2 separate regions of the Homo sapiens genome follow, and region 1 is linked to region 2. Evidence: chromatin loops called from intact Hi-C (ENCODE). Cell type or tissue: gastrocnemius medialis. All regions are shown on one strand.

Evidence for each region. A loop is a pair of places that touch in the nucleus more often than their neighbours do. Peaks named below come from ENCODE experiments on the same cell type or tissue, not always from the same donor. Only the 100,000 strongest peaks of a DNase experiment are listed, where the experiment ranks them.
Region 1: a loop joins it to region 2, with 16 times the contacts of the local background. A loop is called at or near these places in 1 of 110 quality-filtered maps.

Annotation. Positions count from the first base shown.
Region 1 is chr1:1,105,855-1,108,354 of GRCh38, forward strand. All of the region lies in intron 1 of C1orf159 (chromosome 1 open reading frame 159), which reads right to left. Among named protein-coding and RNA genes, the nearest start is that of C1orf159, 9.0 kb to the right of the region's middle. In gastrocnemius medialis, no CTCF peak of the experiment used is centred here; no DNase peak of the experiment used is centred here.
Region 2 is chr1:919,749-922,248 of GRCh38, forward strand. LOC284600 (a long non-coding RNA gene) reads left to right here. Exons shown (of 5, transcript XR_007065342.1): 5 at 222-1,271. It overlaps LOC107985728 (collagen alpha-1(III) chain-like), which reads right to left. Exons shown (of 5, transcript NR_168405.1): 5 at 495-2,500. Among named protein-coding and RNA genes, the nearest start is that of LINC02593, 1.3 kb to the left of the region's middle. RefSeq lists an enhancer at 442-1,378. In gastrocnemius medialis, a CTCF peak has its summit at 1,464 (motif pointing left); no DNase peak of the experiment used is centred here; H3K27me3 peaks cover 1,203 bases.

The sequences.
Region 1 (2,500 bases), 190 kb after region 2:
ACAGAGCGAGACTCTGTCTCAAAAACAAACAAATAAATAAATAAATAGATAGATAAATAAATAAAATAGTAATAAGTGTGTTGTAGAATTTTCTAGCATACCTAGAAGTGAAATGCGTGCCGACAAGAGCACGGAATATAACTGGAGTCCGCTCGCTGAGGTTCTGTGAAGTACATTTAATCTCCAGAGGAACCACTTAAAAAACAACACAAAGAGGCAGAACTAAAAAGTCAGCAGAGGAGATAAAATTGAAGACAACTTGATCCCTCTACCTACAAAAAAGGAAGCAAAGGAGGAGCAGGGAAAAGCAGGTGGAAAAACAGAAATCGAACATAAAGATGGTAGACTCCAACCCAAACACTCTAACACCTACATTAAATACAAATGGTTAAATTAAATACTTCAATTAAAAACTATCGATTAATGTCACTATTAGGGAAATGCAAATCAAAATCAAAATGAAATACTCCACACCCATTAGAATGGCTATTACCAAAAAAACAGAAATAAATGTTGGCAAACGCATGTGGAGAGAATGGAACCCTTGTGCATGCTGCTGAGAATATAAAATGGTGTGAAAAACAGTATGTCAGTTTCTCAAAAAACTAAACACACACACAAAATTAAACACAGAATTACTCTATGACCCCGCAACTTTACTTGTGGTTCTACACCCTGAAGAACTGAAAACCAGGACTCCAAGAGACATTTGTACAACCATATCTTAGCAGCATTGTTCACCACAACCACCATGTCTTAGTGAAAGGTGACAACATGCTAGCAGCCCTCACTCACTCTCAGCACCTCCTGGGCCTCAGCATCCACGCTGGCCACACTTGAGGAGCCCTCCAGCCCACCGCTGCACTGTGGGAGCCCCTCTCTGGGCTGGCCGAGGCCGGAGCCGGCTCCCTCTGCTTGCAGGGAGGTGTGGAGGGAGAGCTGCAGGCGGGAACCGGGGCTGCATGCAGCGTGAGTTCTGGGTGGGTGCAGGCTCGGCGGGCCCCGCACTCAGAGCACCTGCCGGCACCCCCGGCCCTGGGCAGTGAGGGGTTTAGCACCTGGGCCAGCAGCTGTGGAGGGTCCCCCAGCACTGCCAGCCCCCCTGCACCAGGTTCGAATTCTTGCCGGGCCTCAGCTGCCTCCACGCGGGGCAGGGCTCGGCAGCCTGCCATGCCCGAGGCCCCCCGCACCCCCGCCCGTGGGCTCCCACACAGCCCGAGCCTCCCCAACGGGCACCACCCCCTGCTCCGCGGCACCCGATCCCATCAACCACCCAAGGGCTGAGGAGTGTAGCGCACGGCACTGGACTGGTGGGCAGCTCTGCCTGCGGCCAGGCGCTGGGTCCATTAGGCAAAGCCAGCTGGGCTCCTGAGTCGGGTGAGGACTTGGAGAACTTTTATGTCTAGCTGGAGGATTGTAAATGCACCAATCAGCACTCCGTGTCTAGCTCAGGGTTTGTGGATGCACCAATCAGCACTCTCTGTATCTAGCTAATCCGGTGGGGACTTGGAGAACCTTTATGTCTAGCTACAGGATTGTAAATACACCAATCAGCACTCTGTGTCTAGCTCAAGGTTTGTAAACGCACCAATCAGCACCTTGTGTCTAGCTCAAGGTTTGTAAATGCACCAATCGCTGCTCTGTGTCTAGTTAATCTAGTGGGGACTTGGAGAACTTTTACGTCTAGCTAGAGGACTGTAAATATCATTCTGTGTCTAGCTCAGGGATCGTAAACGCACTAATCAGCACCCTGTCAAAACAGACCAATCAGCTCTCTATAAAATGGACCAATCAGCTGTCTGTAAAATGGGCCAATCAACAGGATGTGGGTGGGGTCAGATAAGGGAATAAAAGCAGGCTGCCGGAGCCAGCAGCAGCAACCCACTCGGGTCCCCTTCCACACTATGGAAGCTTTGTTCTTTCGCTCTTTGCAATAAATCTTGCTGCTGCTCACTCTTTGGGTCTGCACTGCCTTTATGAGCTGTAACACTCACTGCAAAGGTCTGCAGCTTCACTCCTGAAGCCAGTGAGACCACGAACCCACCAGAAGGAAGAAACTCCAAACACATCTGAACATCAGAAGGAACAAACTCCGGACACACCATCTTTAAGAACTGTAACACTCACTGCGAGGGTCTGCGGCTTCATTCTTGAAGTCAGTGAGACCAAGAATCCACCAATTCTAGACACATTAGCAGCACCATTCACCACAGCCACCATGTCTCGGCAGCACCATTCACCACAGCCCCATGTCTCAGCACTGTTCACCACAGCCACCATGTCTCAGCAGCACCGTCCACCACAGCCACCATGTCTCAGCACCGTTCACCACAGCCACCATGTCTCAGCAGCACCGTTCACCACAGCCACCATGTCTCAGCAGCACCGTTCACCACAGCCACCATGTCTCAGCAGCACCGTCCACCACAGCCACCATGTCTCGGCACCGTTCACCACAGCCACCATGTCTCAGCAGCACCGTCCACCACAGCCACCATGT
Region 2 (2,500 bases):
TCCTGTCATGAGGGCTGAGGACCACCTAGGCCCACGTCCGCCCAGCAGGTGGCAGCTGCATCCCCGGTCCCCTCCACAACCCGGGCCAGGTCCAGGCTGCAGGCCGCAGTGTTGGCAGGGGGAGGAGAGGGTGAAATTGGCTGAGCCCATCCATTGGGACAGACCCTCCCGCTCCTTGGGGCTCTGGAGAACTCTATTCCTTCTCTTTGCTTAACCTCAAGGTGCTGGGGCCTCTGGCTGCTGCAGCATTTACAGAGGAATTGTCTGGGATGTGCCGGGCCGAGCACTGTAGCTCTCGCCGGTGTCTGCGTCAGCACGCTAGTGACATGGCAGGTGAGGACCACGGCACCGCCCCTGCGATCTGGCAGTCAGAGCCCACCTGTGTGTCTGCAGGAGCATCCCTGACTACACACCACGGGACGGCAGGGAAGGGTCCCTCGGGCCCCACCCCTTTGTTCTTTCAATGGTAAAGGTTCAGGTCGGTGGACAGACTGGACTTGGAAACACCTTCTTGCGTCCTCGAAACGACGTGGCACGCAGCCAGCTCACAGCACCCAAAGGCACGGGCAAGTTGCATCACGGCAGCCCCTCCTGTCTGACCAGGAGCAGGTGCGTTCCTGAGGTCCTGGCCACTTCTGCAGGAGCGTCCGAGGGAGCCCAGCTGATATACCACAGCCCCTGACCTCCCAGGTTAGCCTTTCCATCCAACAGCACCAGGACTGGACAGGCCACCTTGGCTGAGGATCACGTGTGCCTGGGTCTGGGCGGTGCTGATGCCCACAGGCCCTGAGTCTGTGTTGCGCACAGGCCTTGGAAAGCAGTGCACATCCTGTCTGCACCGGTGTCTATAGTGAAGCCATCTTTGTCCGTGTGGCCATGGGAGGGTCTGTCTGTGCTGTGTGTGTGTCCTGCGCGCGTCGGGAGCTGCTGCGCCACACACAGGCACGCAGGGTGTGGGCACACCTGTGCTTCTGAGCCCACGTGCCCTTGCCGGTGGCCAGGCACACACACAGCTGTGCATCCTTGGCCCAAGATCAGCTGTGCCACACCTGCAGGCTGCAGGATCTTTTCTGTATATCTCCCTCCATCACCAGAAGTAAGCTCAGGACTGAGGCTGACAGGCTGGTCTGAGCGCTGCTCACCTGCACCTCCTGGCTGCACCTGTGGCCCCGGACTCAGCTTCCCCATCTCTCTCCTCCCCACCCCACCTCTGGGTCATCTCCGGCTGGGGCTGTACCACATCTGGGCTCAATAAATGGTTGATTGATTGATGAGGGGATGGATGAGAAGGGCTCTAAGAGAAATGCTGGGGAGCCTGGGCAGGCACTCCCGGATGGCGGAGGCGGCATGCGGGCTGGGGCAGCGGCCCCTGGCGCCCCCACACTCCCCCAGGACGTCTGGGGTCACCGTCTGCTCCATGGCAGCCCCAGGGTTATTTATGACCTCCTCCCTCTGGCGGCGGGAGGCAGGCTCCAGCCTCAGCCCAGCGGCGGAGGGGCCCCAGCAGGGGGACCCGGAGCAGCGACAGAGGCACCAAGGCCCAGGCAGGCGGGGCTCGGTGGGCCGGAGGAGGGGCGGTGGAGTCCACACCGCCAGGTCCCTGCCTCGCTCAGGATGATTCCAGCGCCAGAACTCCGTTCCTCTGGCCTCTGCCGCCAGCCTGAGGAGTGCAGGGGAGAGTGGGGCCCAGGTGTCCCAGACCAAGACAGGTGTGTGAGTGGACATGGGACACAGGTGTGGTAGTGGAGGACACGTGTGAGCAAGTGAACACATCACACAGATGTGCGAGCAGACACAAGACATGGGACACAGGTGCGCCAGTGAACACGGGACTGGTGTAAGCCAGCGGGCATGAGACACGGGTGTGAGCGAGTGGACACGGGACACGTGTGAGTGGGCACGGACAGTACAGGTGTGAGCGAGTGGACACGAGACACAGGTGTGGGAGTGGACACAGGTGTGTGGGAGTGGACACAGAACAGGTGTGAACATGGACACGGACACGGGTGTGTGTGAGTGGACAGGACCAAGGAAGGGGCACAACCCCGTGGAAAAGGGTGATGCTGGGGGTGAGGAGCCTGGTCCTGTGGGAACGTGGCCTCTGAACGGGTGCCTGCTTCCCAGGAAGACAAGGAGGTGGTGGGGAAGGCCTCCTCACCCAGCCCCTGGAGGGACCTCCAGAACATCAGGGAGTGGACAGTGAGGATAGAGGGGTGCCTCCAGCTTTGGACCCAGTCAGGGTCTTTTCTGGAAGACACCATGGGCCCCGGGTAGGCCCCCACACCCAGCCAGAAACCCAGGGCCAGCCCCATGCCCCTCCTTAACCACACTGTGGGCCTGAGCATGATGAGATGCTGGTGAACAGGGGAGGGCTCTTGGAAGGGAAAGGAGGCCCCTCTGCTGGCCCAGGTCAGAGGAGAGGCCTGGCCCAAGGGCCTCAGACCCTGAGAGGCACTGCCATGCAGACCTGCGCCTCCCCAGCCTCCCTCTCCAAATCACT